Regions from separate parts of the Homo sapiens genome. Here region 2 is linked to region 1. A link is a contact called in ENCODE Hi-C or POLR2A ChIA-PET data. All regions are on one chromosome and are shown on one strand. Each heading gives the region's core, a stretch centred on a gene start or an enhancer-like site at or near the end of the contact. The rest is flanking DNA. Distances are from core to core; before and after follow the strand shown. Region 1 overlaps APCDD1L (APC down-regulated 1 like). Region 2 holds the start of APCDD1L (APC down-regulated 1 like).

Region 1 (4,705 bases), core at 622-3,121:
TGCCTAGGGACGAGGCCTACAGTTCTGCCATGTCTGTAGGTTGTTGTTTAAAGATTATTAATTCGAATTTAGCAATACGATCTCTAAGTGGTGCCATGAATTAAAGATGCCACTTCGGGCTTTCAGTGCTTCTCAGCTTTTGGGCAAAGGGCTTGTGTCTTCAGGGGCAGCTCAGCTTTCCTGAGTCCTGACTGCTGGCATTCGTCTGCATTTGCCTGTGCTTCTGCGAGTCGGACCTCAAGCTGCCAACACTGCATGTGGATAAATCCAGTTTTCCCGGGCCAGCATGCAAAATGAAGAGGACTCCATCTAAGCTGAGAAGCATGGCCTCCCCAGAGCAGCCTGCGGCCTCCAAGCCTTCCTGGCCCAGGCAAATGCCAGTGTGCACCAGGCTGGCTGCTGGGGGCAGGTCTTTGGAGGGGAGCAGCATTTCCAGCCTTCTGAACATAGTTAATAGTAATGACAGCCGTAACACTAACGCGCTCTGCAATTCGCCCTGCCCAGCCATCCTCGGTTGCCAAGATTGCCTGTGCCTGCCTGACAAAGGAAGAGAATCTCCGAATGTGTATCTTTGGGCCCACCCTAGGGAGAGGTCGGGGTCACCAGGCTACATGGCGACATCTAGGCAGCTCCGCCTTGCCCAGCCTCCTTGCCATAATCCTAATATATTGGTGTCCTCTGCTCAGAGGGGACTGTCATCATGGTGGGAACAGGCTGTGCCTCCCCAGGGACTCTGCCCATGTTCCCAGGGCCTCATCTGTACACTGTGAAATTAACTGGCATCCTGGTGGGCCCAAGGGTTTTCAGGACTGGGGGCCAATGACTCACCCCCTCCTTCCTCCTCCTGATCCCTATCTCTAGCTCTTATCACAGATTTTGAACAATTGTCTGTGAGGTTAATGATGGTTTCAGAGGGAAGCCCTTTTCCTCCCTGAGACTGTGTGGGGTTCAGTCAGCCTGCTGAAATTGCTTCCACTTATTACCCATCCTTCCTCTTAAAAAAAAAAAAAGCCCACCAAGTTAGTATTCTCTGTAGCTCTCAGACAGCTACAAGTGTTCCTGGCATATTTACCAAAGTACAAGAAATCATTACATTATTTACGGTCTCAGACTACATCAGGGTTGGGGGAGCTCCTGGTGGGGATGGCAGTGGGTGTCGATGATATGTCCACGGCTGAGCAGGTCTTGTATCCGAAGCTTGAAGTAACCATGCCACCATTTATCATCAAATTTGAACCTTTTAATAAAATTAAACAGCCTGAAAAATGTTCTTGCTGGTTATTAAAGTCAACCAAGGGAATTACAGTTCTAAAGAAAGGAAGTGGAGTGTCTTCCAGAGAATGTGTGAAAGAGAATAAAACCAGTGGAGGTAAACCCCAGCTCTCTCAGTTCTGCTTTCATGCCACTGCCTGTCCTGCTGAAAACCCCCCAGGGGCTTCCACTGCACTCAGAATAAAAGCCCGACTTCTGGCTCGCTGTTGCCTGCAAGGCTCAGCCACGCCTCCACATGCCCCGGCCACACTGGCCTTCTCTCTGTTTCTTGATCACAGGAGCTCTTGCTGCCTTGGGGCCTTTGCACAAGCCCTGATTTCCGCCTAGCCTCTCTTCCCCCAGACCTTCAGAAGTTGAGCACTTTCTTTTCAATCAAGTCTCAGACCAGATGTTGTCTCCTGAAGATGTCACCATTCGCATCCCAAAGAGCAGCCCCATTTCCCTGGTCCTTCTGTCAGTCCACTGCATCACAGTTGTATGTTCTTTGTCATGAAAACTGATCACTGGCGGAAATGACCTTATTTGCCTAGAATGTAAGCTCCAACGAAAAAGACTCGGCTCTGACTCGCTTCCTGCGATCTTTCCGGAAGGGTCCAGTGTGCCTGGTGCATGGTAGAAAGAACTTCAATAAATATGTGACTCAGTAAATGTTGGTTATCCCTGTTAAGCCTCACACTGAGACCCGTGAACGGATCACCTCCATCTACCAGATTCAGCGACCCTCGAGAGGCCCAGCTGAGTCAGTGAGAGGTGTGTGAGTCTCTGCGTCTTGCGCGCGAGGACACTAAGGCACAGAGAGAAGGGGCTGGGCTCCAGAGCCTGAGATCCGGGCCTCTGTATCACAGCCCACGGGCTTGGGGTGTCCTCCTCACTCTTGGAGGGAATAGGATTCCTTGATTTTATTTGGGGAAGGCAATTTAGTGTTGCTTCGTGGGATGCCATCCCTAATGAGAAGGAGTGTGTTGAGCAGGACAGCAGCTTCCTGGATCCCCTCAGTTGGACTTAGTTGCTCTCTGCTCGCTGGGGCTTGTTAGTTTGGGGGCAGGTGATGCTGCTCGGAGCTACGAAGGCTGAAGAAAGGGCAACCATCCCTTTTCTCCCAGGCAGAAGGTCAGGGCTTCCAAGACTCTGGGCTGATAAAGGAAGGGGTCATTTCAGAGGCTGAGGGGCTGAGACTGTCTGGTACAGGGCCAGAGGCCCATGGGCACCAAGCCTTCCTTCCAGCCCTTTGCTCCCGCCCCTTAAGTCTCTGCCCTTCACATAAAACGTGAGAGCGCTCTCATCTACAGACGGGGAGGAAAGCCTAGAGTCCTATTTCCAGATAAAATTAATGTTCTCCATTGCATGTTCAGTCACGTTGAAAGGTGGGGGGTGGGTGGGAAGCCCATGCAGTTGATAATTTCATTGTGCAACTCCCAGGAGAGCAAATGAGCTTTTTTTCTTTAATAAAAAGTTGAAATTGTATACAGCTCTCAGAGGTCCATTAACTAACAGATGCTGGTTATCAAAAGAAGCTCTTTGCCTTTCACTAAGCGCATGCTTTTAATCTCCCAGCGGTGCTACCGGGCTGAACAGCAGTGTGTGGCTTGGTGACGCAGGCCCACCAGCACGTGGCCCTGGTCTGTGCATCCTCTCCTGGGGGCACAGGTGACTCAGACACGAGGGACTGGAGCTTTCTGACGCAGAATGTAGCACTGCATCAGGGCCTGGTCAGGGCTGATTCATACCCATTAGCATCGCAGACCGGAGACAAGCAGGGAAGAGCTGTTCCCACTTCAAGAGGGGACTTGAACAGTAGCGTGCAGCCTCCAGTCCGCTCCTGATGGTTCTGAGACTGAAAGCCTGCTCCTTCTCACACACACAACCCCGCTTAAATGGATGTCAGCATGAGCACAAATGACCTGTCGACATTCCCTAAAACCACCCTTCCAAGCTTCCAGACAGACCCTCCTCCTGCCCACCTGACACCTCTACCTTCCATTTCGGCCACAGTGGCCTCCTTGCTCTCCTGCAGTCCCATGGAACCCAGTCCCTCTCAAGGTCTTGGCTCCAGTTCTCCCTCACCTGGAAGGCTCTGCCCACCTCACCCCTGACCACCCCAAAGATAGCGCCCACCACAGCGCAGTGACTTCATCACAGCATTTGTCAGTGGCCGAAATCTGAAAAAAATCCCGTTTGTTGGTTTTCACCTATTGTTAGCCCCTCTCCTCTAGAATGAGTTCCTTGCCAGCAGGGTCCTTGTCTGTCTTGTTCTCTGTGGATCCCCAGTGTTAGAATGGTGCCGGGCACATAGTAGGAGGTCAATAAATACCAGTTAAAAGAATACATGTTCCAAGACCTGATTGGAGACTCCGAATTCAAGCAGCAAGATGACACCCACACACTATACTGGCCTGGAATTTCGATGTTGCTGACTTTTTTTCTAATCAGATGAGCAGAGCAGAACCCAGGCCTGTGAACTTGAGGACATCTGTTTTCTAGTAGCCAGGATATATCTAGAAAGGCATTGAAGACCACTGCTCTCCCCAAATAGGAGGCCACAGGGCCTGGTAAGAGGTGCCTTGAGACTCCATCTCAAGCTTCTCATCCCCCAAAGGTCAGGGAGACTGGGAGAGCCTCAGCCTCACACAGGTACCCAAGGCTTTCCTTTCTTAGTTTTGGAGCCTCCATCTCCCCCACCCCCGACCCTGCCAGCTTCAGTTTCTTTATCAATAAAATGGGCTGAAACCTGATGGTTCCTGGAGCCAACCAGCCCCAACATCAGTTACGGGAAGACCCAAAATAGTAAGTGATTCAAATGGAATCAATAACGTATTTTGAGAGAAATGGCAAAAAAAAAAAAAAAACAAAAAAAAAAAACGGGTTTGGTGGCTGACGCCTATAATCCCAGCACTTTGGGAGGCTGAGGTGGGTAGATCACGAGGTCAGGAGACCAAGAGTATCCTGGTTAACACGGTGAAACTCCACCTCCTAAAAATGCAAAAAATTAGCCAGGCGTGGTGGCAAGCACCTGTAGTCCCAGCTACTCGGGAGGCTGAGGCAGGAGAATCACTTGAACCCGGGAGGTGGAGGTTGCAGTGAGGCGAGATCATGCCACTGTACTCCAGCCTGGGCAACAGAGCAAGGCTCCGTCTCAAAACAAAACAAAACAAACTCTTAGTGAGGATGGGTCTTTGTCCTGTGATACAGTATGTATTTCCTAGGGGTTATTAATAACCTACTACTCTCACTCCTGCATTTGGCATTGTTTTTAATCCCTCAGGAGAAAAAAAATTACCAAAACTTAGGTGGTCACTACTTCTGGTGAAATCAACTGCCTGTTTAGTAAAAAGAAGACCCACAGACATTTGCTGAGCATCCATCATGTGCCAGGTGCTATGCTGGGTGCCTTGGAAGGAAGGCCTTCCCAACTTCCAGCCAAGATGGGGCAGGC
Region 2 (4,705 bases), core at 753-3,252, 57 kb before region 1:
TACTCAACCTAACTAGTGCCTGGCCCATGCCACAGTCTCAATAATTATCAGCAAATCCTCTCATTTATAAATAAGCCAGTACAACTATTAATACACAAGCATCATACTTTGTGGAAAAGTTCGTATCTCTAACAGCAGTACAATAAGTTCTGAAAATACTGAATTATGACCCTATGTAGGACATCAATGTAACACCCATTCTCCCCACAAAATGCCACTAATGCGTGAACCCCCATCAGCCGCCTGGGACTTTGAAATACCCACATCCGGAAAGCCCAGAGACTGAAGTCTCAAATGATTATGGCCAGAATAGCATGTAGTTTTAACTTTTTTTTTTTTTTTTTTGAGATGGAGTTTCACTCTTGTCACACAGGCTGGAGTGCAATGGCATGATCTCAGCTCACTGCAACCTCCGCCTCCCAGGTTCAAGTGATTCTCCTGCCTCAGCCTCTGGAGTAGCTAGGATTACTGACGCCCGCCACCACGCCCAGCTAATTTTTGTATTTTTAGTAGAGCCGGGGTTTCACCATGTTGGCCAGGCTGCTCTTAAACTCCTGACCTCAGGTGACCCACCCGTCTGGCTCTCCCAAAGAGCTGGGATTACAGGTGTGTGCCACGGCACCCGGCCTTAGCATGTAGTTTTTAAACTACCCATAATTGTAAATTTTGTACATTGAAAGACCCATAATTGCCACAAATAATCACAATTATGCAAGTATAAATAATCACCCTGCACAACTCTCCTCTTGCCCACAAAGTTATCCCTTTCATGAGAATTTAATATGTGACAATGGCCATTGTCTGCCAGGGAAAGCTCATACCGATTTCAGTTTCAGCAAGGCCACCTCGAGTCTCATAGAAACCAGAAAAAAAAAATGTCATTTTCAGGAAGCAAATTGATCGTTTTCCTCACATTTCCATTTGCGTTAAGATCATGGTGTGGCCTTGCTCTGGACTTTTTCCTATTCCCTGTTGCCTCTGGAGAGGAGGAAAGCTAAGGATGGCTGGTGGGCCCACATCGGGGGTCCCTGGGTGGATTGAAGGGCTCTTGTGGCTCCTGGAAGCCTCGCCCAAGTTTCTGGTAAGAAATCAAAAGGTGAGGTGGTGTCCCCTGTTCCCCTGTGGGATGATCAGCCCACAAAAGTGGGACAAATGAGTCTATAAAATGCTTCAGAGGGGCAGGTGGACTGCTCACTCGTGAGTCCCGGGAAACAGGCCTGGCCCAGTTCTCCAAACCTTTCCCCAGGGAGACCGCATCTCTGTCTTCTCTCTTCTTCTCTCTTCTCTCTTGTTCTCTCTTCTCTCTCTTCTCTCTTCTCTCTCCCCCTCCCTCCTCCTTCCTGGTTCTCTTTTTTCTGTTGATTTCACTCCCTCCTTTCTTTTCCCTTTCTCTTTCCTCCCCTTTCTCTCTCTTTCTCTGCCTGTTTCCCCTTTCCTCACTTTCATTTCTCTTTCTGTCTCTTTCTTTCTCTCCCTCTCTCAGGTCTCTCTTCTCTGTCTCTCTTCATCCTCAGTTTTCCCCTCTCTCCCCTCTTACTTTCTTTCCCTTTTTCCTTTTTCTTTCCATCTTCTTCCTCTCCCTCTCTGGGTTCGTGGCAACACAAGGAAACCCGCACATCCCCAGCCCGCAGCCTCGCCCCCTCGGTCCCACTGCAGTTACCCGGTGATCCATGCAGGTGGGAACAATCCAGTTAACTTTTCCCATCCGAGTGATTCTCTTTCTCTTCTTCATTCATAAATGCCATAACTCTCCCGGTCCTCCTTTCCAAGGCTCGTGCACTTGATTTCAAGGCTTGCCTGCCACCCAGGGTGCCACCAGAGTCCCAGTGCCTGGGTTGGGGGCTGGAGCGCACCCTTTGGGATCCCCCAGCCTGTCCTCCGCCTCACGGCTGCCTCGCTTCTGAGCTGCCACCCTCAGCTGACTCACTCAGATGAGATTTGGGAGGGAGGGGGGCAGGAGGAGGAGTTGCGAGAAGGAGGAAAACCCGCCTGGTCGGGTCCACACTTTGCCTAGATGCGTTTGGGTGTGGTGGGGAGCGGGTGACGGCCTCATTTACAGACAGAGGCCGGGGCTGGCTTCTAGGCGACCGGGTTGGCCACTTTCACTGCGCTTCTGGGTTTGCTGGGATCCAAGTTGACGCGACTTTTCCAGGAGTAGCTGGAAGACCTGAATAGAAACTTCAGGGGTCCCAGGACTGGCGGGGCTTAGAGGAACTCCCCGCCCCGCTTGCCCTTCCAGGGAACGGCCTGGCTAGGGGTGCGCTTTGACGCAAGGAGCGCATCGCTCTGCCTTGGCCGGGACCAGAGCTTGGGGGAGGCCTCCTTGCCCACTGCGAAGACTTTGGGGAAGGCGACGGCCAGGGGACGGACATCTGGGGGAGGGCTGGGGGTCTGAATGGCAGGAGCTGCACCAGGGGGCTGTGCGCGCTGCGCGGGTGTGCGCGCCTCGCCGGGGGCTGTCTCCACCTCTTCTGGCAAGTTGGACCTATGAGTGCGCAGCTCCGCTTACAACTATCAACAGCCGGGAAGGCTGAGCGCGTGTGAGCGCCGAGGGGGGCGCAGGACCCTCGCAACTTCTTCGCAGGACTCCAGCCTGGCCGCCGGCGCCCGCAGCCGTCCGAGAGCCCTGCGCCCGCGCCTCCCCTTGCGCACCGTGGCAGCGCCCGGCGGGCGGTCCTGCCAGCCCCGACGGGATGCCCGCAGCCATGCTCCCCTACGCTTGCGTCCTGGTGCTTTTGGGAGGTAGGTGCCACCCTCCCCCACCCGGCAAACTGGCTGAGCTCGGAAGGGAGGGAGCTCGCCGTCTAATGTCCCCTAAGGGCCCTTGGGGACTACGGCCCTGGGTCGGCCCACGCGGCTGCTATGCTGCGCCCTGCGCGCCTTTCTCCAGTCTCACCTGGCCGGCACCTGCGCGCCTCCAGGAGCTTCCTGGGGCCTGCGGGAGGGAGTCGCGTCACCTCGCAATATGAGAGCCGCTGCACTCTCTGCGCCAGTCGGGGCCTGGCCTGTAGGTACCCAGAGCTGCCCTTTGTGCCGGGCCCAGTGGGACCGGGGCCTCCAAGAAGATGCAGGAGGATCCCAGGCCCACTGAGACCCCCATGGTGCGGGACAAGCCCGGCTATTCAGACCAAGGTTACTGGGGTTGTTTTTGCCCACGGAATCCTGACCTGTGCGGGGTCGGGGCTTCTTCCTGCAGCAGGACTCGGGGAGAAGCTAGGGAGCGCGCAGTGACCCCAGGCTCGAGTTGTGCCCAGCAGGCCTGACAAAGGGGACCAAGGGGCTTCAGGAACCCCTGGTAGAGTAGTCAATGCCTTCTCCAGGACTAAGGGGTTCCCTGGTGGCTCTTCGTGGGGGTGGGGAGTAGGGTAGACAAAACTGTACAAAGGCCAGCTGACTGGAGTGTGCCATCACAGGGGCCCAGTCACCACTGACAAAAATGACAGTAACCACAGTTGAAGTGTGCCCAGCTGGGGGCTCATCCCCAAGCACCCTCACATTATGAATGGCTGAGAATTCTGGCCCTGGAGTTAGACCACCTGGCTGGGAAGCCCAGATCAACATCATATCAACCCGTCTGGCTTTGGGTAAGCATGGCCATCGGCTCTCTCAGCCTTGACTTTCTTTCCTGTCAAATGGGCTCACAAAATCCCCTCCTCCGTCTGGGATGATTGTGAAGATTACGAGAGCACGTGCAGGAGGATCACTCCACTTGCTGCCTGGCACTGAGCTCATGTTCAGGGAATGGCAGCCGAGAACCCCGGGGTGAAGAGGGGCTGCGCGGTCCCACAGAGCACGCTCTGCTCCATGTATAGGCAAGGAGCAAAGTCTAAGTCACCTCGAGGAGCTCTTCAATCACAGTCTTTTCTTCCCAGCCCCCAAATTTCTAAACAAGCTGTTTTGAGAAGAACTGGCAGGGGTCTGAAGGAGGGTCAGGGGAGGGTGCCTCCGCAGTTTGAAGAGTTGCAGATTCACCTGTCGAAAGGGACATTCATCCAGGGGCCGCTTCCCCTGCCAGTCTGGGAGCGAGAGGTGACACAGCTGTCCTTGGCCACAGAGTTAGTTGATCATCAGCATGAAAATAGACCACCTCACCCCTGCTGGTTCTTTCGAAAGGGCAGGAAAATGCAAACTGGAAAGGGTGACAAGGGGGCCAGCTGTGGAAGCGCGCCTCTGCTGGGTGCTGAGATAGGGAGGACAGGATGGGGAAACCGGGTGTCCATCTGCTCTCATCCGCCTCCTCCAGGCCGTTGCACCCAGTGGGAATGGAACAGTCTAGAGTGGTGGGACACATGCCCCAGGAACCTGCAGTCTCAGTCACAGCACATGGCTGTTGTCTTTGGCAGGCCGGAGCTTCCCGTCATGCCAATGAAATCACTGTGAGTGTAGAGCCGTGGCTGGCTCTTGGGGAGTCTTGCTGCCCAGCTCCTCGGTGACCTTTCACCACAGCAAATCAGACAGATTCAACAGCAGAGAAGCCAAGAGTGCCCGGGGGCCTGACGAGAGAGGGGGGCAGCCTGCCCTCAATTCAGACACAGCCACCAGAAAGGGGGAGGGTGCCGTTCAGCCTGCCACTGCAGCTCCCAGCTCTACACCGGGCACTATTTTCCACTGAACGCTTCTTTGAAAAGCTCTTTTCACCGCTGGCTACATCACCAGGTGATGAGATCCTTTTGCTTTAGTAAAAGGAAACAGGACCCAGTTAATC

Evidence for each region. A loop is a pair of places that touch in the nucleus more often than their neighbours do. ChIA-PET counts read pairs that join two places held with the same protein, here RNA polymerase II (POLR2A). Pooled maps may share reads with other maps.
Region 2: a map of right cardiac atrium shows a loop between it and region 1 (5-fold over the local background). The contact joins the promoter of APCDD1L here to the enhancer-like site in region 1. A Hi-C loop is called at or near these places in 5 of 168 maps with a recorded cell type or tissue (CD4-positive, alpha-beta T cell, chondrocyte, posterior vena cava and 2 more) and 2 of 50 pooled maps. POLR2A ChIA-PET finds 5 or more read pairs at or near these places in 3 of 52 experiments (HCT116, HEK293 and PC-9).

The regions. Positions count from the first base shown.
Region 1 is chr20:58,455,662-58,460,366 of GRCh38, reverse strand. It overlaps APCDD1L (APC down-regulated 1 like), which reads left to right. Exons shown (of 4, transcript NM_153360.3): 4 at 1-1,266. Among named protein-coding and RNA genes, the nearest start is that of APCDD1L-DT, 57 kb to the left of the region's middle. RefSeq lists enhancers at 1,333-1,442, 1,573-1,712. Within about 2 kb of position 1,871, at least 2 of the 41 ENCODE cell types and tissues checked have a DNase peak (open chromatin) inside an H3K27ac peak, as active enhancers do.
Region 2 is chr20:58,512,696-58,517,400 of GRCh38, reverse strand. It overlaps APCDD1L (APC down-regulated 1 like), which reads left to right and starts at 2,002. Exons shown (of 4, transcript NM_153360.3): 1 at 2,002-2,742. The coding sequence starts at 2,694. It overlaps APCDD1L-DT (APCDD1L divergent transcript), which reads right to left and starts at 2,022. Exons shown (of 7, transcript NR_034147.1): 1 at 1,661-2,022. RefSeq lists an enhancer at 2,401-3,399.